3 separate regions of the Homo sapiens genome follow, and all the other regions are linked to region 2. Evidence: chromatin loops called from intact Hi-C (ENCODE). Cell type or tissue: heart right ventricle. All regions are shown on one strand.

Region 1 (8,000 bases), 64 kb before region 2:
GCCAGATGCTCTGGCCAGATGTTCTCCCACCCACCCAGCCCCACCTCTTCCAGGAAGGGAGCAGCCCTGGGGAAACTGGCCCCCCTCATTTCATCTCCCCATTTCTCTCCCTCCTTCCCTCTCTTCCTTCCCCATGGGGGCTGTCAGGCCTTTCTCCCTCAGGATGAAGTGGGAGCCCCTTGTGGGTGCCTAAAACAGACAGCCCTGAAGTCCAAGGTGTGGCCTGGTGGGGGCTGACAGCCCAGTAGCTTTCCTTCTGCTCTCCCCAAGCCGAGAGTAAACACATGCTTCAGGCGAAAATGCCGACACTTCCACGCCAACTATTTCAAGGTGCATCTCTCAGAACTGTCCAACAAATGCCCCCCAAGGCCCTTCCAAGAAGGAATCCTGAGGCCTTCCTCGCCCCTCTTCAGCAGGGCTGGCCTGACCATGACCCTGGTTGGGCAGGCACCTGGGCAGGAAAGGGCTTGGCCTGGGGCGTGAGGGTTGGCACCCGCTGTGCACTAACCACAGTGCCATCCTGCCCGGCCCCCTTTCAGAGATGTGTGTGCCGTTCGGGGCGCTGTCCACAGGGGCGTCTGCACAGGATCCTGCAGACTGTGCGGCTGATGCTCTCCCTCCTCTGCCCTGGCCCCCCGCCTGCCTCGTGGCTTCAGCCCGAAAGGGGATCAGCACCACGAGACCTGTGCACCCCAACAGTGAAAGGCACTCAGAGGTCTGGAGCAGACCAGGCTGAGGGGGGAGATGGAAGGAGAGAGGGCCTCGAGGTGTCACTGCAGCCCACGGGACCTCTCTCCTTTGACCCTGGAAGTGGGCAGGGGTGTTTCCTGATGTCCTGCAGACACTGGGGACGGGAGTGGGTGTCTGGCGCCTACACGCTAAAAGAACGGAAAGGAGATACTGACACAGAGTGAAAAGCTGTAGGGTCAGGTGAACACGGGTTCAAACCCTAGCTCTGTCCCCAGCCAGCTGTGTGGTCTTGGGCAGACTAGTCAACCCCTCTGCCTGCTTCCCCATCTAGAAAGTAGGTGTCACAATGCCACTAACTTCCTAAAGCTGTAGTGAAGATGAAATGACACTGCCCATGTAAAGCACTGTGATGAGCTTGTCACAAGCACTTGATAAACTTTAGCCACTTATCAGGCGGATCTCAAGGTCCAGAGATCAAGACCATCCTGGCCAACATGGTGAAACCCCGTCTCTACTAAAAATACAAAAATTAGCTGGGTGTGGTGGCACACGCCTGTAGTCCCAGCTACTCAGGAGGCTGAGGCAGGAGAATCGCTTGAACCCAGGAGGCGGAGGTTGCAGTGAGCCGAGATCACGCCACTGCACTCCAGCCTGGCAACAGAGCAAGACTCCGTCTCAAAGAAAAAAAAAAACTTTAGCCACTTATGATTATAATTAACTCCCTAGAAGATGTGAACAACCCTCTCCTTTTCCCGCCACGCAGTCCCCTGCCCACCCACACGATGCCCAGCCCAGGATGACACCTCCACTCCACCTTTGCACATGCCAATCTATCTGCCAGGCACACCCTCTCCAACCCTCAGCTGATGAGTGTCTTCCAAAACCAGCCCCTGAGAAGACGTCCCTGACACTCTACGTCCACCCTCACTACTCCCAGCACCTTATCTAGCAGCAGCACCTGCGGATCGCGTAGGCACACGAGGCTGTGCACGCAGCTCTCTACACCCACGGTGGCATTTCAGCCTTCCTAACCAGATGGACATGGGTATTATTAACTTCTCTTGAGAGCTGGGGAAATAGAGGCACGGAGAGGCACGTGGCTTACTCAGGGTCCCACAGCCAGTGGGTGGAGGCCCTGGGACCAGAACCTGGCCTGACAGCACAGAGCAAACCTCCAGCTGGTTGTGCAGCCGAGGGGATGGCAGCCTTCCCCACAGCATTGTCAGGGACTGTGAGCTCGGGCTCAGGGCTGCCCCTGAGCTCCCCAGGGTCTGCCTCGCCCCTGCGCCACAGCCTGGGTCGGGGGAACTATCACCTCTCTGGCCAGGCCTTGGCAGTGACTGCCCTCGTTTCTTACTGGAGAAAACAGCACTTTTCATATGTAAATGACTCAGGCAGTATGCTTAAGGAAGCAAGGCAGTGCCTTGAGAGATGTACAGGCTGGGGGTGGGGTGGGGCGGGGGCACATTTAGAGATAATTCAGCCCCATCTTGCCAAGGCCCAGAGAGAGGCGGTGACTTAGGAAAGGTCACACAGAGAGGAACCAGAACCCAGACTCCCAACTCCTAATTTGGCGCTTCCTTCCTCCCTCCCCAACCACCTCTCTGCTGTCTTCCTCTCTTTATCCATCAGAGGCTGAGTGGCCTGAACAAGGACCTGCAGGGGTGGGGTGGAGAGACATGTATTTTATACGATTCTGTAAGCAGCACCATGATGTCCATGTCCCCCGCTCATCCTGGACAAAGTTGAGAGCCACGTATTTAATCCAGTTTATCCTCCTGCTTTGTTTGTACGAGTAGGGAAACCGAGGCCCAGAGATGCCAAGGGACTTCTCAGGTCACACAGCAGGCATATGGCAGAGCTAAGACCAGAACTTTTATTCTCTGACCCACACTTGCATCTTCCTGGTTGTTCATGCTGGAGCTTTGCAGCCTTTGCTGTATTTTTAAACCGCAGGCAACCAGCCCACTCCTCATGGCTTTGCAATTAATAACCCGTCATTTGACTGCGCCCATCACCAGCTCTCTAGCTTGCCCTCTAGAAATGAGACTAAAAGCTACGGGCTACTGTTGAAAAGACTGTGTCCCGGCTGGGCACGGTGGCTCACGCTTGTAATCCCAGCACTTTGGGAGACCGAGACGGGTGGATCACAAGGTCAGGAGTTGGAGACCAGCCTGGCCAACACAGTGAAACCCCGTCTCTACTAAAAATACAAAAATTAGCTGGACGTGGTGGTGGGCACCTGTAATCCCAGCTACTCGGGAGACTGAGGCAGGAGAATCTCTTGAACCGGGAGGTGGAGGTTGCAGTGAGCCAAGATCATGCCACTGCACTCCAGCCTGGGTGACAGGGCTAGATGCTGTCTCAAAAAAAAAAAAAAAAAAGACTGTGTCCCAGGGCAGAAGCAGCTCAAACCATAAGTAGGAGAAATGTCTGCAGGAAAATCATATTTTAAAAAAAAGAAAATAAAAAAACCAGGCAACTATGAAATCTCTCTAGGAAGCACTTCTGAGAGCCTGAGCCACCCCTTCCCCACCTCAAGTCACTAATCCCCTGGTGGCTCTGGGCAGGGGACCTGGCACCTGAGGACAAAACTGTCTGTCCCGCGAAATGAGGGTTAGACCAATGGACTTTAAGCCCCACGTGCTCCAACAGCCTGCGGCTCCCGCAGAATCGCCTGTGAGTATCTGCAGGGCCCTTCCAGGGGAACACCAGCTGCTGGAGGGCCAGTGCTCCCAGTAACTCCCCAGTGCTGGTTCTGAGAGAACCAGGCTGTCCTCTGAGAAGCGGAATCAGGCTCAGGGGCGGGAAGCCGACACTCCCCCAACTGCCCAGCGGTGGCCACTAGCAGGAGGAGACCCTGAGGAAAGGCTCGGAGCCCGCTCGGAGCTCCTCTGTAATTGGAGCGCAGGGGGATGTTGGGCACAGGGTCAATCCCTGCCTTCCCAGAGGCCAGGGCAGGCTGGTGCTGGGGACCGGGAGTGTCCTCCACCTCCGGGGAGCAGCTTAATGAACTCCCCACACAGCAGGAGAGGAACCAGGAGGAGCAAAGAGGACCTGGAGGGAGAGGCACAGGCGCCCACACACACGTGCAAGGCGCACGCACGCTCTTCACACACACACACCCTCACAGGCACACACATGCTCGCTACACACACACTCTTCATACACACACCCTCACAGAGACATACACACTCTTCACACACGCGCTCTCACAAACACACCCTCACAGGCACACACATGCACTTCACACACATACCCTCACAGGCACACCCCTTCATGGACACACGCACGTTCAGAGGCGCACACACACCCTTGACACATACACACCCTTTCACACACACCCTCACAGGCACACACACAAACACGTCACACATACACCCTCACAGGCGCACACACACACTTCACACACACACACCCTCACAGGCACACCCCTTTATGGACGCACACACGCTCAGAGGCACACACACACTCTTGACACGTACACACCCTTTCACAGACATACACACCCCCACAGGCACACATAGGCTCATAGACACACGCATGTTCACAGGCACGCATACTTTCATAACACACCTCCTCACAGCACACACACCCTCACAGCCACACACCCCTCACAGGCATACCCCCTCGCAGCACACATACACACACAGGCACACACACACACAGGCACACACACCCTCACAGGCACACACACATCACAGCAAACACTCTCACAGGCACACACACCCTCACAGGCACACACACACAAGCACACATATGCTCAGGCATGAACATATTCATAGGCATACACAGACACCCTCCCAGGCAGACACAGCACACACCCTCACAACACACACACTTTCATAGGCACGCACTCTCACATGTACACACCCTTACATGTGCCCATTCACGTGTGCAGGCTTTCACATTTGCTCACTTGTGCACACACATCCTCAGATGCACACATTGTCACATGCACACACACTCTCCCATGTACTTACATGTGCACACGCACCTCACAGGCACATACTCACCTGTGCACACCCTTCATTGCACACACACTCGTGCACACACGTCCTCACACGTGTTCTCTGGTGGACACACACCCTCACACCCACACACACCCTCACACCCACACACACCCTCACACAGATGTAGAGAAGCCCGCCTGGCAAGAGCGAGGCCTCCGCCCGTGTCCCGTCCCATGCCCCTAAGCCCGCCTGCAGCCTCAGCGGTCCCATCACAGTGCTGCCCCCTGCTGGGCAGACCCTAGACCGGACAAGAGGTTCAGATCAAGATCACGTACAAACATCCCTTGTGTGCGACCCTCTGCAACGTGCACACACCTCTGGAAGGTGGCGGTGCCTGTGGGCTCCGTGGCCTGGAGTGTGACCATGGTCCCATGGCAGCTGCCTGCTGAGGGCAGCCCCCGCCGTCCCCCAGGACAGAAACAAGCAGCACTGTGGGTGGGAGCCAGGAGCGACGTGGCCCTCTGTGCTGGCCCCTGAGAGCTGAGGTCCCTCCCGCCCACCCAGGTGCCCACACCAGACACTCAAGGAGGACCTGGACTGGGCCCAGCAGTCCCTCTCCCACCCACTTGCTGCTCTGCATCCCACCCCCACCCCTGCCCAGTACCGGCCATTCGCTCACACCTGTTCCAGGAGCAGTCCCATGTCCAGCTCACCCCCACTGCCCCCCCCACCGCCCCCCCCACACCGCACTCTGGCCAGGGGTGTTTCTAAAGCAACCACTTGCTAACCTCTTCCTATGCTCCCACTGCCCTCAGGCACATGGTCCATGCCCAGGCCCTGTCCTCTCCAGCCTCATGCCCCACCCCTTGGTCCACCCAGCCTGTAACCCCCAGCTCCTGCAGCTCCCTCCCCAAGCCCTTTACACTCCCTGAACCCCCGCTACTGCCGCCCAGCCCTCCCCCTCCACCTACTCAATCCCCATCCTCCCCTGGGTCTCAACTCAGACATCCCCTTCTCCCGGAGGCCTCCCGACCCCCAGCCCCATTCTCCCTGCCTCCTCATGCCCGGCACAGGAGCATGTATAGCTCTGTGGTCCTGGCACAGTACACAGCTCAGTACACCTGCTGTGTCCATTTCACACGTGTCTTTGGCGCGCCTTCTGTCCGCCAGGCAGAGTTCTGGGTGCTGAGTGTACGGAGGCCACCTTTTGGCTCATTTCCCAGTAAAGTCAGGTGGGGCACATGGGAGAAAATCACACACTGTTGGGGAAGGTGTGCTGGTTTGGCTTGGTCCTTCCTGAACTGCTGTTTGGTCACACTGAATTGCTGTGTGACCCTGGACTAGCCACGACCCTCTCTGGACCTTAGTTTCCTCATTTGTTAAATGTGGGAAAGATGGTTTTGAACTAGGTGATCTTCAAGGAGCCCTCTGGGATTGGAGGGGATGAGGACAGAGAGAAGCTGGCCCTAAAATGGCCTCTCCGCATGTCCCCTCCCTGTGCCCAAGGGGGTCTCCCTAGGGCAGTGGGAAGGGGCCAGGCTGGTAGAGCTGAACTCCCCCTCCCCCTCCCGCACAGCTTTGGTTCCCACTACTCACTTGCCCTACCTCGCCTCCCAAACCCTTCCCCAAGACCCTCACAGTAGCACTGAGGACCCCCAGCGTTTTCTATCGTATTGTGACCTTGAGACCCCAGCCCCCAGGCCCCCTCTGTGCCCTACCCAAGCCAAGCCAGTCCCTCTCAGAACAAAGCAGGATTGGGCCACCCTCCAGGCTCAGAAAGCTCTGCCACCCTCCTGGTCACCTTGCTCCACAGATATTCTGAAGCATGGCCTCTCCTGCCCCGCCAGGCCTGCCCAGACTGACTGATGCATTCTGCAAGCCCGGGGTCAGGCCAGCCCCACAGGGCGCTCAGGATGGATGGACCACAGAGGTTGGCTGGGTGGGGTGGGTGACAGAGCCCCAAGGCCCCAGGGCTAGGAATAAAGGAATGGGGACAGCACTACCTGTGGAGGGGGAGCAGGTGCCAGGAGACCTGTACTCTTTGGCAGATGGGGAAACAGAAGCTCAGGCAGGGAAGAGAAGCAAGGGGTCAGACACAGCCAGGAAATAAACTGGGCTGAGGACAGACAGAACTCTGTTCAGATTCCAGCTCTGCCGCTGAATTGCTGTGTGACTTTGTGTGAGTCACTTAACTTCTCTGAGCCTCCCACAGGTTGTTGAGCCATCAGATGTCAAGTTCCTGGACCATAGGAAGTGGGTAAATGCGTATAAAAGCCCCAGGCAGCCAGGTGCAGTGGCTCATGCCTGTAATCCTAGCACTTTGGGAAGCCAAGGTGGGTGGATCACCTGAGGTCAGGAGTTCGAGACCAGCCTGACCAATATGGTGAAACCTCATCCCTACTAAAAATACAAAAATTAGCCAGGCATGGTGGCACATGCCTGTAGTCCCAGCTACTCATGAGGGTGAGACAGGAGGAGAATTGCTTGAACCTGGGAGGCAGAAGTTGCAGTGAGCCAAGTTCACACCACTGGACTCCAGTCTGGGCAACAGAGCTACGGGCTGTGTCTCAAAAAAAACAAACAAACAAACAAACAAACAACAACAACAAAAAAAAACCAGGAAGGCAGGCAGGGCCCTCATCCTCTCTTTCCCCAGTCTTCACCCCATTCCTAGAAGAGAGCAGTGAGGAGTCAGAAGACCTAACTGACTCCAGCCTTTGCTACTCACTGGCAGTGCGTCCCTGGGCAGGTAACCTCGTGTCTCCAAGTCTTAGTTTTTTCATCTGTAAAATGGCAACAGCTCACCTCCCTCAGAATGACTGTAAGGCTCAAAACAGGTCATGGACATGAAAACTCTACAGGGCTTATGGTTGCAAGATAACCTCTCTTAATACTAGGTGGGTGGGCAGGTGGATGGATGTGTGGGTGGACAGATGGATGGATGGACAGGTGGATGGGTGGATGAGTGGATGGACAGGTGGATGTCTGGCTGACTATACAGATGAATGAATGGACAAATGGAAAGATGGCTAGAAAGATGAGCAGATGTATGTATGTACGTATGGATGGATGGATGGATGGATGGATGGATGGATGGATGGACAGGTGGATGGGTGGACAGGTAGATGGATGGACGGGTGGGTGAATGGATGGATGAGTGGATGGATGGATGGATGGGTGGGTGGATGGATGGGTGGGTGGATGGATGGACAGGTGGATGGGTGGACAGGTAGATGGATGGACAGGTGGGTGGGTGGACAGGTGGGTGGGTGGATGGGTGGGTGGGTGGATGGATGGATGGATGGATGGATGGATGGATGGATGGATAGACAGGTGGATGGGTGGACAGGTAGATGG
Region 2 (8,000 bases):
CACAGACACACACAGACACACAATCACACACACATTAGCACACAACACACATTCACATAGACACACAACCACACATGGCACATAGATACACCAGTACCCATTCACACAGAAACACACACAGACACACAATCACACACAGACATACACACATAACACGCACACAGACACACAACCACACACGGTACATAGATACACCAGCACCCACTCATGCAGACGCACACACTCCCATACACACACTCACACAGACATACACACATACACACTCACACACTCACAGACACATACATACACAATCACAGACACATACATATGTAATCACACAAATACACTCACATAACATACACTCACACTGACACACACAGACATGCATGCACACAAAGAATACACAGACACACACAATCACACACACATAACATACAATCACAAAGACATATACTCACAGGCATACATACACGCAATTACACACACACATAAACACACAAAACACCCATTTACAGGCACACACATAACTCACACAGACACACATACACACAATCACACACTTACCCAGACACATAGATATGCACACAATCACACAGATCACATACACTCACACTGACACATATGCACACACAGAATACACAGACGCATACACATAGTCGCACACACATAGACACAACAGCCACTCACACATACAAACCAATGCAGAGCCTGCATCTGGTGATCTACAGAAAAGCCTTTGTGAGACTGCAGGAAGCCTGCCTTCCAGAATCTTCCAGCCGGCGTCCCAGAGCCCCTGGAACCCTCTATCTGCTCCCTCTTCCGCATGACAGCCCTGCAGATGCATGACGACAGCCCGCCCACCCCTGAGCCTCATCTGCCCCAGGCCTCTTGTCACCAGCTCCCTCAACCATTCCTTGGGTGACAATTTCCACATCATATGCCTCCCTGGGACCCCCTCCGCAGTCACACTCAAGTCTGTGCCCTTTCCTCTGCATGGGCAGGACTGGATATGCACCAAGCCACCCAGAGCACAACAGACAGGTTACCTGCCTGATTCTGGCCTTTCTTGATGCGGACTGGGAGCATCAGGGCCCAGCTGGCAACCCAGTCCTACTGCAGCACCTGTGGGGCATGTGGTCCACTGATCCCCTCAGATCTTCTTCAGAGAAGCTGAGCCAAGCCAGAGATCCTCAGCCTAAAGAGGAAAGGCTGAAGTGCGGTGCCCCCAATTGCATGACCCGTCACAAAACTTGCTCTGGTCTGGTCAGCTGGGCCTGCCCACATCTTGTAGTCATTCACCTCAGACCTGTCACAAAAATGAACAGCTAGCCCTCCCAGCTCCGCAGCCTATTGAGTGGGTTCTCGGTCAGCAACCCCTCCCGTGATGGCCAACAAGAATCAAAGCCAACATTATCTGTGAATACTTACTATATGCCAGGCACAGAGTAAGCTTTTGAGAAGTGCTTTTGCTCTGTCCACCTTATAGGTGAGGAAACCGAGGCACTGGAAGGTTAAAGGATCTTCCCAAGGTCAAAAGCTACTTAGTAAAAGAGCTGGGGTTTGGATCTGAGCAGTCCAGCTCCAGGTCACCAGATAAGGGTTGTCCAGGCCAGACTGTGGACAAGAGGTTGCAGCCTACCAGCCCCCCCACCCCTGCACCTGCCCACGTGTCTGTCACCAGGCATTGCCATTTGTTTGTTTTCAGCCGGCTCTCGGTCTTATGACAAGTGCAGCAAGCGAGGCTGTGTCGGAACCACCATCAGTGTGTTTGAACATCTCCCAGCAGGCGCTTCTGCTGATCAGTTTTTACTCACTCTGCAGTAATTAGGGCCTTGGGTCTTACTTCAGCGAGCAAATCAGGGTGAACATGGCCCCTGATGGGAGGGAGGGGTGGCCAGCAGGAAGAGCACTGGATCAGGAGTCCCAGGACTCAAGGACCAGCTCTGCCCTCCCCACATCACATGGTCTCCCCAAGCTTCATTTCCTTTTGTATAAAATGCAGAAGACGATGCCTTTTCTGCCTTGAAAACCAGATAGAAAATGGGGAAAAACATTTGGAAAGCAACTTCATGAAAGAAAAGACAGCTTCATTGTACGAGGCCCCATGCTAGGTGCTGCAGAAACATGTCTGAGCCGCACAAAAATCCTTTCAGGTGAAAGGTATTATCCCAGTTTTATAAGAAGCGGATGCTTCTGTTGATGCTAGGTCACCTGATCCTCTTGCCATGGTTGTGGACTTGCTCACCTCTACCCCAGCTGGGACAGAGCTTAGGCCCCTCCCAAAAGGGGCCTAAGACCCTAGAACAACAGAGGGCTGGATGCAGCCCCCGCTGCTCAACAGGGTAGGGCAGGCAGCAAGACCCTAATGCTCCTCTCTACATGCACCATTAGCCAGACCTCTCTGGCCAGAGTCCAGGAGAAGGGGGCAGTGGGCAGAGGCAGACCTCAGAGATGAAGGGAAAAGTTCTGGGAGGCAGGGCCAGGTCTGCATTGAACCTGGCCCTGAAGAGCCCACAGCCTCCACAGAACCTCCACCCTCAAGATACCACGTCCTTCTCGTCCTCTCCTGCTCAAGGAGCCCCAAAAGCACCCAGCTGTTTTGCAAAGGTGTCCAAATATGCCATGCTAAATCCTCTGTGATCTGCACCCCTCATCTATCAATACGGTCTGGGTTCTCCAATCTGAGAGCACGAGTGGAAACCAGGACTCGTGGCCATGTCCCCACAAAGCACCTGGCAGGGGAGGCCAGATCCTCTCACAGGCACAGCAGCTCCAAAAGGGCAGGTTTTGTCTGTTCCCTTCCGTTCACTGCTGTGTCCCCCAGTGACCAGAACAGGCCTTAGAACACAGTACATGAAGAATAAATATTAGAGAGAAAGAGAGAAAAGGAAATCGGAAAATCCAATTTGTTTTCTTCCCTCTGTAGACTGGCAGCCATGGTGGGGGACAGACTCAACCCACATCTTCCTGGATATCAGGATCCACAGATCCACGGACCCATGGATCCACCATCCACAGATTCACAGACACACCCACAGATCCACAGATGCCTGGACCCACAGACCCACAGACCTGCACACTCACACTCCCAGAGATCCACAGACCATACACCCACAGTGTGCAGGGCACACAGCACCCTGGGCTCTTTGAGCCCCCAGGCCAGACCTGGGATGCCAGGGGCACAAGAGTAGACTGAGGGCATTAAGGCTGGGGCATGTCCTAGGAACATATGGGAAGAAAACATTCTGCGGCAAAGAACAGGAGGTAGGGAAGGGGTTGGAAAGGAGAAGTGGGGACAGGAGGACAGGCGAGGAAGAGGAGCAGCAGCAGGGGAAGAGCTGGCTGCAGAGGAGAAGGGATGGAGGGGAGAGCGCCCTGCTCTCCCTGCAGCCCAGAGGGGTCTCTCTAGACCCCCATGCCCAGCCCAGCATCCCCTCTTTCCAGACAGTTTTTGACACCAGGAGCTGGGGGGCTGAGGAATCAAGAGAAGAAGGCAGCTGCCAAAGTGGAGACAGCCACGGATCAAGGAGCCACATAGGAGCCTGTTTGGCTACCTTGGAAAGCGCTAGGAACTGCGGGGTGGCGGGAGCCCTGCCAGCGTGGGGGAGGGACAGAGTGGTGCCCAGAAACTGACTGGCCTGAGAGCCCCTTCCTTGGGGCTGAGGCCCAGAGCAGCCACACTTGGGGTGTGGGGTGAAGGTGGCAGAGAGGGCCACAAAGGGGGCCATGATGAAGGAGACTGGGGGAGGGGAGTTGGAGGTGGTGACCCCTGTGGGCTCAGGGCGGGGAACTGGGTCCAGAACCACAGAGAGGCTGCAGTCCCCAAAACTGCTCCCAGCTTGGCTATGGACTCAGGAAGATGTCTGGAGCAGAGAGAGGGTGAGAGAGGATGGGGTTCTCACGGCACCCTCCACCCCTACCTGACCACTCAAGGTCAAGGGGAGGCCGCAGGGACCTGCGGACAGCCTGGCGCCCCCTGGTGGGCCTGGAAGATGCCCTCTCAGCCCCAGCTTTCTCAGGAGGTCTTGGAATGGGGGCAAGGGGAGGGGAGGGGCATGCAGGGTGAGGAGGAAGGAATGCGGAAGAAGCGGGCAGAGAACTTTGGTCAAAGGAAGGGGAAGGGGCCTCCAGCCAGGCCAGCAGCCCCTTCCCCAAGCCTCCCATTGTGGGGCAGGCACAGCAGCTCTGCACAGCTAGGAAGAGAGCGTGGAGGGCACGGTGTGGTGACCAGGCCCTCTGGGGTTGTGGGCAGATTCATGGGTTTGGTGCCAGGCCAGCTCAACAGCCTCCAGGCACATTCTTTCTTTTCCTCTTCCTCCCCCTGCTGAGGCCCCAGACCTGGTCTCTGCTCAGTGTCACCCTGTCCTGTCCTGACCTATCACCCACTGGTGTCCCCTCCCTCTGTCTCTGCGTTGACGGCGGAGGTGGGAAGGTAACAGGGAGGTCTCTAGACCCCAGCTCAGTCCCCAGCCCAGCCCTGGATCCTGAAGCCTGAACAGAAAGTTTGTCCTGAAGAGTGGACAAGAGTTCCGGAAGCGAGTCCTTAGGGCTAAGAGGAGCCACAGATTCAAGAGGTGACCAGGTGCCAGCAGGGTCTGAGGACGGGGTGCAGGGAGGTAGGCCCACACCATGGGCCAAACCCTTCCCCTGGGGCTGGGCCACAGATCCACACCCCTGTTCACACAGCGTCCTAGCCCCGAGGTGGTGCCAGCGTCTGCGGGGCGAATCCTCCAGGCAGTGAGAGACAGAGGACGAACTGGCCACTGCCTGGGCCAATCTGAGTGCTCCAGCGAGGACTCTCCTCGCATGGTGATCAGACCCCGGCACACCACACACGCCAGACACGCAGGCCCACTCCAGCGCTCGCTCATTCTCTCTCTCTGTCTCTCTCACACACACACACACACACACACACACACACACCTGGACCCAGGATACAGACCCTCAGGACAAGAATATAGCTCAGAGGTCTTCTCAGACCCCAATCTCATCCTCAGGTCAGGAGCCCCCAGGGCCCTGACAAGGCAGAAAGACACTAGCAGAGGGGCTGACTGAGGCCTCAGCCTGGGCCCCACCACAGCCCCCTCCCCCAGGCACCATGACTTCCCCCAAAAGAGGCCTCCCCACCACTGCCAAGCCCCGTAGTCCCCCACAGCTCCCCCACAACACCACCCAGTAGGCAATTAGCACCCAATCATCATAAGCACTCATTACATAACACCTCCAGCCGGCCGAGGGTCCCTTTCACCCCTACAGCCCCGGCTCCGACCCTGGCCTGGCTTCATGCAGCGAGGCCTCCGCCCCGCTGGGGTGCCAGCCAAAGGGGGGGTCTCCGCCACCCCCGCCTCCGGGAAAGTTAAACCCTGCCCGGGATTCCCCCATCCAGTGGCCCCCGCTGCCGCGCTCCCAGGCCAGCGCTCCCAGCTCAGCCCGCCGGACACGGGCACCAGCTCTGGCCCAGCTGCCCGCAGAGCCGCAGCCGCGGAGGGGCGGCCGGACGCGCGGACAACCCGGGCCCCGGCCGGCAGCCTGACTTGTTGAATAAATTTCTGCAGCGCTGGCTCAGCTGGCTTCAGTATTGGCACCGAGAGAACTTTCGTGGCCTTGGAGAGAGGACCGGTCAAAGTTTCCTGTCCTTCCTCCCAAGGCATGGCCCCGAAGGCGCGGGATGGGGGGCTCACCTGACGGGTACGCGCGGGTGGGGAGGATCGATCCCCAGAAATAAATAAATAAATGCCCCAGTGAAGAGAGAAGCCAACGCGCCAAGAAACTGGCATCGAAGCGAAGCCCTCCCTTCCTTCCCCCCACCCACCCAGCCCCCACCTACCTTGGCATGGACGTGGCCCGGCCGCGGGGGGTCGTCCAGGTTAGAGACGCGGGGACAACGCGTCCCCACCCGAAGCCGGCGATCGAGAGGGACCCCCAGCCCCGCCAGCCGACCCCCCGCCAATTCAGGATCAGCTGAGCCCCCGGGGCGCGGGGGGCGGCGGGCGGGGGGCGGCGGGCCCGGGGGCCCGGGCCATGGCGGGAGGAGGAGGAGGCGGCGGGCTGGAGGGACGGCGAGGCTCTGGGCGGGCGGCGGGCGGGAGCGCGGCGCTCCGGGCCGGGGCGGGGGCGCGGGTGCTGCGGGGACCGAGCAGCGGGGCAAGTGCCCGGGAGAGACCAGCGCGGCGGGGAGCGCGGGGCTGAGGCCGGTCTCTCGCCTGCCTCGGCTCTGCTCGCGCCTCCGGCTCAGGGCTCGAAGCGCGGGGTCTGCGCGCGGCGGGGGCTGCGGAGGAGCCCGAGCGCCTGGCGGTGCGGGGACGTGCGGCGGCGGCGAGACCGAGCCGCGCTGCGTGCGAGGAAAAGCCGTCCTTATACTGACACCAAATGTCTTCGGGGAAAGCTGCAGGCGCGGGACGCTGGAGGGGGGAGGCGTGGAGGCGACAGACAGACTGACGGCGGCGGCTGGTGAGCTCCCACCCCTTCCCAGAGGGTAGGAAGCCCCCAGCCCGCGGCCAGCTCCTTAAAATCCAGGTTCTTGCCTGGGGTGGGGTCCTGACCCCTCAGCATGGGGGCTGCGTCATGAGTAAAAAGAGGTGGGTGGGGGGCATTACTGACCACCCCCGGGTCCCAGGTGCCTGCTCTGCCACGTTCCACCCTGTCTCCTCTCTGAGATCCAGATCGGGGGTGTTCACCCCACTGCCCCGGTGAGGGGTCACCCACCTAAGACCCCAGCTCTTAAACGGTAGAGCTGAGCTAGAACCCAGCTCTAAAGGTCGCTCAACCGCCCAGGCTGCCTCCACACTTCTCATTCACAACCCTGCTTCTTCCCACCCTCTAGGCTTGGCTGAAAGGCCACCTCCTCCAGGAAGGCTTCTCAGAGGGCCCCCAGGTGAAACAGATGCCTCTATCCGGCTGCAAAGGCTTCATTCTCACCACTTTCCAGGACCCTGTCACACCAGTTCCCCCAATCCCACGCTCCTGAGGCCTGTCTCCCTTCCTCTCTCACCCAAGGGCTGTGGATTGGGGAGAGGGAGTGTTCAAGGTTATAACCCCCTTTTATTTGTTCATTTGCATCCAGCCAAACAAATTAAAAGCACCAAGACTCTCCCCAATGCAGGCCAAATGGTCTACTCACTGCCTCACAACTCAGGAAGCATTTAGTGAACACCTGCTGTGTGCTAGGCACTTCTTTAAACTGCCTGGAGTTCCACCCTTTTGCCCCCATTTTACCGATGAAGAAACTGAGGCCAGAGATGAGCTGCCTGGTCAAGGTTACTCCGCTGGGAAGCAGCAGCCCCCAGTACGAGTCCAGTGCTCCCAACCCCTGCCCAGATGTTGTCACACTGGGCTGCCCAGCGTAACCCTCTCCACCTCTTTGGAGAATGTGTGGTGAGGGGCACCAGGGGGTTGCTGAGGGCTGCCCTGAGCCCCCCCACCCCTCCGATGCTGGCAGATAGTCACAGCTTTAGAGAAAGGTACACTCAGGTTTGATCCCAGCTCTGCTGCTTCCTGACTGAGGATGGGAAGCAAAGCCCGTTAACATCTCTGAGTCTCAGGTGCCTCATCTGTGAAATGGCGATAAGGTTTCACACTTTGCAGGATGCAAACCATCTTTAAAGGGCTTAGCACAGTGTCTAACACATAATAGGTGTCCAACAAATATTCATCCCTTTCTAGCTTTTAGTCTAAGGAGACAAAACAAGCCTTTGTCTCCAGACTCCAAGGCAAGGTCGTCTAAGCACACACGGGCTGAGAGGTGTCTTACAGGTGTGAATTCAGCAAGCCAGACAGCCCTGCAGGTGGGACGGATTTACATCAGATCAGAGTGGGCTTCAGATCAGGAGTCTTCAGGGAAGCCTCATCAAAGGCGAGAGACTTGAACTGAGCCTTGAAAGCTTGTACAGGATCGAGATAAGAAGAGAGAAGGTGGGTAGAGAAATGGCATCAAGGAGGGAGAAGGCATGGAGGCAGGAACAAGGTAGCATGGCAGGCACTCCATGCCCCGAGCAGCTGAATGCACAGCTAGAAAGCCG
Region 3 (8,000 bases), 450 kb before region 2:
CATGCCACTGCACTCCAGCCTGGGCAACAGAGCAAGACTCCATCTCAAAAAACAAAACAAAACAAAAAAGCACACTGCATAACATAACACTGCATACTTTTCAAGGATACAAAGATGTCTGAGGACATATGCTGAACACATAAGGGTGGCTGCCTGTGGAAGGAGAAAGGAGTGGGAGGGAAGGAGAAAGGTAAAGTATGAGGCCTTTCAAGGCTCTCTGGTGGCATTGTGCCGTGAACTAAAGTGCACAATCAGCTCTTTGCACCTGGGGTCCAAAATAGCCAACCAACCAAACCAAAACCACCTTCGAGTCCTCCAGCTGGGCTGGCACAGTTCAGGGCAGGTATGGGGTAGGTATAAGGGTGAAGGTACACGGGCTGGATACGGAGGGTTTGAACACAATGTACAGAGTTCTGGCTTCATTCCACCAGCAATGCAGTTTCCAGGGCTCTGATACTTGATCGCCATCTCCTAGTGCTGATAGTTTATCTCCCACGAGCTGTCTAGGCAAGAGTTCACTGTCCTCTCATTTCTGAACACTCCAAGGTGTCCAGTTTAGAGTGGACTCATGTCGCTGAGGACAGCTTGACCGGTTTGCAGAAGCATGTCTCAGGTTCACAAGCTTACTTTTGCTTTGTGGTTGAAAAATTAAGCAGGGAAGCTGGCCTGTCCTAGCCCCACCTGCCTAAGGATGTCAGGAGAGGCAGCAGTCCCCACAGCCTGGCTTTCGCGAGTCGGACTGTGACGCCCTGATGCGAGCCAGCCATCTGTGTCACTACCAATTAAACAATGAAATATCTGAAGTAGAAAAAAAAATCAATTGCTGGCTGACTCCTGCAATCTAGTTGTGGAGAAGTGATAATTACCCTCCGCTTTGGTCTCTGAGGGCCCTGCTTTGACATTCAGCTCCGCAGTGTCAGGCCCAGGGGAACCAGCTCCCCAGTCTCTCCGCTTGGGTCTTTCACTGAGCACGTGATTCCCCACACCGAGCGAACTTCAAAGCTCCCAGTGTAGATGGAAAATCGGGTTTAAAAACATGATATCATGGGCTCAGAACCCAGGGAAGCCGATTTTGTTGGGGGAGGAAATCACGCCCCCTCCAGCTGGCTGCCCACCCCCGGCGTCCTTTACCTGGTTACCTACTGACGTGCAATGCCTGGGGAGAGAGGTTGATTCGAGGCGGCAGCAGTTTCTATAAGCTGTCGCAGGCGCATTGGCAGACAGCTTCTGATGTTGTAAGACTTCTCATTGGGTGTTTGATGAGCTCAACGTCTCCTCATCTGACATCCTGCCTGGGCGGCAGGACGGGGAGTGAAGGCAGGGAGGGAGCCTCCAAATGCCCCTCTCCTGCCATTCAGCTTTAATTAAACTGCCGGCATTTCCAATTCTCTTTCTGGACTCCGTAATTACCGTTAGATAACAAAAACGACAAGAGGGCTCCACCTGGCCCCTGCACCCCACGTGTGTTTGGATGACCCAGACTAGAGAAGGCATGGCTCTGCCAGGTGTCCACAACCACAGAGCCGACTGCAGCTTGGACGTGTCCCTCAGCCACACAGGCACTCCCCAGATCAACATCCTCCTAGTCACTCTGGCCAGAAGCCCAGGCCTCCTCCTCCTCCCCACCGACCAAATCCCATCAGTCACTGAATCCAGCAGGCCCCACCCCGGGCACCTTCTCAGGGTTAATCCTTTCTGTCCCCACTGGTACCGCCCCAGCTCGGACTCTCCTCCTTTCCTACCATGCTTTGATGAGCTTCCTAACTGCTCTCTCCTACTCACCTCTGCCCTCCAATTCATCCTGCACAGCAGGATGCAAACTGAGATGCATGGCCAGAGAAAGACAACACCATCCGTCCCCTTGCCCTGCTGACGTGGAGCTCAGGACTCGGGCGGGTGCGGCTGCTGTTGCCTGCAAAGAGCCCCAGCTTCACCCCTTCTGTGGGTGTGAAAAAGCAAAAGGCCACAGGCCAAGCTTGCTGATCTCGGGGGGGCCTTTTGGTGACAGTCACTTATCCTGGGGAAGGAAGGGAAGCAGCTAGGGACACTTTCCCACTGATTACCTACCCATGTGCGCCTGGGGCCGAGTCGCCTCCCACACCTGCCCTGCCTGCCTCCCAAGGGCTGTTGGAAGGCTCGGATGAGATCATGCCCACGAAATCCCACAAAAACGCTGTGCAGTTATGAGGGATCGTTATAAGGCAAATGGGGGGAACTCCCCACATCTGAAGCCCTAAGTCTCTCAGGGTGGAAAGGACAGCAGCTGAGCAAACAGGTCAAACTGCTGTCTCCCAGAATGGCCGTCTGTGTGGCAGCCCAGGGGAGTTAGTCTATCTGGGACCAGAGGGCAATTCTTCCCTTTCCCACAGAGGGTAGAGCTGGGTCTGCCTGCAGCCTCTGACTCACACATCTCCAGCTGTGGAATCTCCTTTTCTGATCTCCCCAAAGAGAGGATCAAGGTCTATGGGGCAGGTTGTCAAACTTCAGTGTGTAAAGAATCACCTGGGAGCAGGGATGTGGGTATGCGTATTGAAGATGCAGATTCTAGGGCCCCATCCTCAAAGACTCGAATTCAGCAAAGGCCCAAGAAAATGCATTTTAACAGCAGCCTCCGTCTTCCACCCCCACTCAGGTCACTTGAATGCACGAGGGGGACGTCCCACTTTGAGTGAAGGCTGCTGCGTGCAGGATAATATATGGTCTGGAAGCAGAAAGTCACACTGGTTGTTTGGCTTGGAGTGAGTCATCTACTGGGTCTCAGTTACCTCATTTTAGAGTGGGGAGGTGATGCCTTTACAGGGCTGTTCTGAGCTTTAAATGAGATGCTGCAACAGCGCGGTACTTGTCCTGCTGTGAGCGATGGGTAAATGCAGGTGCCCTCTTCTCTCCTCAGTGATGGAGCCCAGAACAAAGGGGCCACCACTTCAGGAGAGGGGGCGAGAAAGAAGGAGACAGCCCATGGGGGGCCCGCTGAGCTCCCGAGGAGCCAGGCAGCCCGCGCCTCCCGCGGCACAGACATCAAGGTGGGGATGTCGTTCCTCTGCTCAATGCCGTGCCCAGCAGGCCCTGCCAACGGTGCTGATTAAAGCTCAGGGAACACGACACTTCCAGAAAGGTCAAAACTTGAACTAATAGAGGGGAAGGGCAGCCCAATTAAGGAAGAACCCACAAGATGAACCGTTCACCCAGCCATACCGGGTGTCTACACCCATATGCTGAATGTCGCAATGCACGGCTAAGAAAACCGCTGCCAGAGTAAAGTATCTCAAGGCAGGCTGCGGGGAACCAGTGCAACTTCTAACTGGCACAGCTGCCACCAGAGCACAGAAAGGTGCTCTGTGGAGACGATGCATCCAGGAGAGGGTGTCGTTAAGTACTCTGGGTACACTGCAAAGACTGTCACCAAGACTGCAACAGACCCCATCTGAATTATCACCAATGTTTATGCCAGTAGAGTGGGAACCACTAAACAACAAACTTTCTCTTAAGTTCCCCATGTACATACCCTGGGGAGAGAGGAGGAGAGGAGGAGGACAGGAGGAAGAGAGGAGAGGAAATGAGGAGGAGAGGAGAGGAAATGAGGAGGAGAGGAGAGGAAACGAGGAGGAGAGAAGAGGAGAGGAGAGGAGAGGAGGAAGAGAGGAGAAGAGAGGAGGAGGAGAAGAGAGGAGGAGGAGAGGAGAGGAGGAGGAGAGGAGAGGAGGAGGAGAGGAGGAGGAGAGGAGGAGAGGAGAGGAGGAGGACAGGAGGAGGAGAGGAAGAGGAGAGGAGAGGAGGAGGAGAGGAGAGGAGGAGAGGAGAGGAGGAGGAGAGGAGAGGAGGAGAGGAGAGGAGGAGGACAGGAGGAAGAGGAGGAGGAGAGGAAGAGGAGAGGAGGAGGAGAGGAAGAGGAGAGGAGAGGAGGAGGAAAGGAAGAAGAGAGAAGGAGAGGACAGGGGAGGAGAGGAGAGGACAAGAGGAGGAGGAGAGGAGGAAAGGAGGAAGAGAGGAGGAGGAAAGGAGGAGGAGAGGAGGAGGGGAGGGGAGGAGAGGAGAGGAGGCTGCACAGCTGCCCGCAGGAGGGGCTCCTGCTGCAAGACCCCCACAGAGCACCCCTTTAACTTCCTCCATCCCTGGTCTCTAGATTCACATCGATCCAACAGTACGGAAGTGTACTGCAGTGGGGAAAGTGCCACAGATTCCACGCAGGCTGTGAGGCCTTGTGCAAGTTACTTAAGCCCTCTGAATTCCACCTGTAAAATGAGGCTACTTCATGGTTCTATGAAGATGAAAAGAAATGTGATCAAGCCTAGATAAAATCTTGCCTGGTGCCTGCCCCAGCTGGCTGAGCTCTGCCCTTCCTCTGGGACAGGGCCTGACACACAGGAGGTGCTCAGGGTCACCGTGCAGCAATGCTAGTTCACGCTGCCCTGACTGTTCCCCTCTTGGCAGACGGACCCCGTAACACAACCCAAGTGCCCTGTTTCCCCGTTTCCCTGCCCACTCAGCGGCTCCGGACTCTGCCTACAGCCAAGTCCAAGGCCCTCAGCTTGGCTGCAGACCCTTCATGTGCGTCCAACCCAAAGAGGCATTTATCCACTTTCCCCCAGATAATCAGCTCATACCCCACAAGATTATTTGATGTTCTCCAAACTCACCCAGCAGGCCCCGGCTTGTGCCTTAACTCACACAGTCACTCTCTAAGCCTGTAGTGATGGGAATGCTCTTTGTTGAGGTCCTTGTTTCACTCTTCCCAGGGCTGTCCCAGGATTGTCCTCTGTCCTCAGTCCCCAGTGTAGTGTGTGCCTTCCCTAGGACACATGTCTGCCCAGTGCTGTGTCTGTCTAGGCACATGAGGGTGTCTCCCCATCTATCCAGGAGGGGTGGGGGACAGAGCCCTGCCATCGATCTAAACAGAATGCCTCCACATAGGTGGCTTCCCTTGGGGAGCTGAGATGTGGCTTGGGCCTGAGTCCTGGTCCATCAAGAGGGCAGAGCCAAATCCAGAGCTGCAATAGCATCTTTTTTTTTTTTTTTGAGATGGCATCTCACTCTGTTGCCCAGGCTGGAGTGCAATGGTGCAATCTCTGCTTACTACAACCTCTGCCTCCCGGGCTCAAGCAATTTTCCTGCCCCAGCCTCCCGAGTAGCTGGGATTACAGGAGTATGCCACCACACCTGAGTAATTTTTATATTTTCAGTAGAGACGGGGCTTCGCCATGTTGGCCAGGCTGGTTTCAAACTCCTGACCTCAAATGATCTGCCCGCCTCGGCCTCCCACAGTGCTGGCATTACAGGCGTGAGCCACCGCGCCCGGCTACAACAGGGTCTTGTTCCCCACTTGGAGGCGAGGCTGCCCCCACCCCAGCAGCAGAGCATCTGTGCTTCGTCCGCTGGGGCTTCCCAGCTATCTGTGGCCGCGTTCCATTGTCTTGGACTCACTAATTAGACATCATAAAACACTGGGCTCCCTCCCTACACTGGCAGCAGCAGAGCCCAATTCCACCCAGCCAGGCCGCTTCCTCTCCCAGAGCCCTCTACCTCAGTGTGGGGCTCTGATTCCGACCCTGCAGGTCAGGTCTCCCTGCTGCAACCCCTGGGGCTCACTCCCTGTCGAGCTGATCCAGTGAGGCCATCACTCTCGACAAGGTTGAATGAAGGAGGGTGTATGTACAAAGGAGACCCAGGCTGGCTCTCCAGAGGAGGAAGACAGATGGCACCCATGTGAGCAAGGCCAGCTAATTCAGCTGTGAACAGCCACGTGTTGTGACCTGCCAGGGAGTAGGCAGAGCAATTCTTTGTAAGATCCTAGGCCAGCTTTTCCCTGCCCCACGGCAAGCTTCTGGGATGACTTTCCCGGCACTAAGTTGGTGTTAATTAGTGAAAATTATCTAATGCAAGCTCATTTTAACATTAGCTTAAAGCCAAACATAATTAGAAAGATAAATCAGTGGCTAAAAAAAATCCAAAGAAGATACACAAGCGATTTTTAGGATCATCTGCTGGTTGGTGTTACTAGCCTTGAGCTCTCAAGTACATGGACAGAGCGAGGCAGGGCTCAAGAAATATCTGTCGAGGTATTTCTTGATTGATCTATCAGGGTAAGACAAATGGAGTTGGCAGTTTGCCTGGGAGGTGCTGAGACGCAGCAAGGATAACTCTGTGGCTATTGCCAGATGATGTTACCTGGGAGGGCTTCCCTACGGAGGCAAGTTGAGAGTGCAGGGAGGGATATGATTGAAAGTGATCAGGAGGGCATTCAAGTGATGGAAACAGTGTGAGTCCACGTGTCCTGGGCCTCCAGTTTTGTACACAGCCTGCCCTGCCTTTCCACAACTGGCTGATTCAGCCATCAATTCCCAGGAAGCTGCTGTTCACCTGGAGCTCAGTACAGGTGCACAAGCCTGAGAATCGACACATCTCAGTTCCCATCTAGCATCCTATTTACTGGTGGTGTGACCTTATCCTCTCTGAACCTCAGTTTCCTCATCCGTAAAATGAAAAGCTGCTAGATTGTTGTAAAAAAATTAAATGGAATAGGCTAGGCGCGGTGGCTCACGCCTGTAATCCCAGCACTTTAGAAGGTCGAAGAGGGTGGATCACTTGAGGTCAGGAGTTTTGAGACCAGCCTGGCCAACACGGTGAAACCCCATCTCTACTAAAAATAAAAAATTAGCTGGGTGCGGTGGCTCACACCTGTAATCCCAGCACTTTGGGAGGCTGAGACGGGTGGATCACCTGAAGTCAGGAGTTCAAGGCCAGCCTGGGCAACATGGTGAAACCACGTCTCTACTAAAAATACAAAAATTAGCCAGGTGTGGTGGCACACGCCTGTAGTCCCAGCTACTTGGGAGGCTGAGGCGGAAGAATCGCTTGAACCCAGTAGGCAGAGGTTGCAGTGAGCCGAGATAAGAGTCACTGCACTCCAGCCTGGGTGACAGAGCAAGACTCCCTCTCAGAAAATAAAATAAAATAAAATAAAATAAAATAAAATAAAATAAAATAAAATTCTAAAAGGGCTGGCATTTGCCTAGCACTTATATGCCCAATAAGTAATAGCTATCAATATCCCCACCCCTACCACTGTGCTGAAATTTAGTTTCTTTTTGTCACCCCCCATTAGACTTAAGGCAGAATTCTCACCGTACTCCTCTGTAAATTTCTGGTTCCTGGCACATAGTTGGGTCTCAGTGAAACATGGTGAGTGAATGAGCAAATGCAAGGAATCTCCAGGCCATCTGGGAGCCCTCCCAGGCGGGTGAGTTCGGGAAACTCATAGTCTGTCCTCAATGGCCCACTGAAAGGTAGAGAGTTCTGGGTCCCACCTCCGCACCCCCATCTCCTGACTCACTGCTGAAAAATAAATAAATAAATAAAATAACACTTATCCGGAGCCTCCCACATGCCTTGCCAGGACTGCAAGGAGCCCAGCAGAATGATGACCGGCGTGCAAGCTGTGCCCCGGCGTGCATATGTTTCCAGATTATTGGAAACCTGGGCCAGAGAGACTAATAATTAGAAAAGCCATAGGCTCTCTTCCAGGGCTAAGATTATGGGATCATTAGCAAGTCCACAGACTCTGATTTCAGAGAATGAACAAGGAAACTGGGAAGGGCAGCAGCTCCAGCTGAGGCCGGCTGGTCATGGCACCTGGCATGGTGTGTGGGGGTGGGGGCAGGCAGGGATAGCTAGAATGACTCAGCCTTGGGGGTGGCTCAGGACACCCCCCCTGAGCAGGGGGCAGGTGGTCAGCTAGGACGCAGCCCTGGGCTCATTTGTTCTCTGCCCTCCTCCCCACCTCCCCCAGCTTGGATTGGAAGCTTGTCCCCAAATAGGCTCTGCTTTGCACGCTCTAAGAAAAGGGAGGCAGATCTGGCCACCAGCCAAGGTGAGGCAGCATCCCTGGGGGTGAGAAGATGGGGGGACTGACAGTTGCTGGGCTAGGATTCACTTCAAGGTCTCAGCCTGTCAGGGAGGGGCGTAAGTCCCAGGGGGCCAGAAAGTGGCCATAAAGAGGACAA

What was found. A loop is a pair of places that touch in the nucleus more often than their neighbours do. Peaks named below come from ENCODE experiments on the same cell type or tissue, not always from the same donor. Only the 100,000 strongest peaks of a DNase experiment are listed, where the experiment ranks them.
Region 1: it touches region 2 in a loop (4-fold over the local background); 4 of 110 quality-filtered maps call a loop at or near these places.
Region 3: a loop joins it to region 2, with 3 times the contacts of the local background. A loop is called at or near these places in 2 of 110 quality-filtered maps.

The regions. Positions count from the first base shown.
Region 1 is chr22:39,619,983-39,627,982 of GRCh38, reverse strand. All of the region lies in intron 4 of CACNA1I (calcium voltage-gated channel subunit alpha1 I), which reads right to left. Among named protein-coding and RNA genes, the nearest start is that of CACNA1I, 53 kb to the right of the region's middle. RefSeq lists enhancers at 1-511, 512-1,061, 1,485-1,779, 4,768-4,877, 4,908-5,007. In heart right ventricle, a CTCF peak has its summit at 4,943 (motif pointing left); a DNase peak (open chromatin) is centred at 4,922; H3K27me3 peaks cover 7,313 bases.
Region 2 is chr22:39,555,874-39,563,873 of GRCh38, reverse strand. It overlaps LOC124905120 (a long non-coding RNA gene), which reads left to right and starts at 6,360. Exons shown (of 2, transcript XR_007068106.1): 1 at 6,360-6,432; 2 at 6,806-7,079. RefSeq lists an enhancer at 5,347-5,945. In heart right ventricle, CTCF peaks have their summits at 3,945 (motif pointing left) and 6,384; no DNase peak of the experiment used is centred here; H3K4me3 peaks cover 896 bases; H3K27me3 peaks cover 7,298 bases.
Region 3 is chr22:40,003,256-40,011,255 of GRCh38, reverse strand. The region is part of intron 1 of FAM83F (family with sequence similarity 83 member F); the gene reads right to left. Among named protein-coding and RNA genes, the nearest start is that of FAM83F, 12 kb to the right of the region's middle. RefSeq lists enhancers at 4,912-5,411, 5,412-5,913. In heart right ventricle, no CTCF peak of the experiment used is centred here; no DNase peak of the experiment used is centred here; H3K27me3 peaks cover 3,821 bases.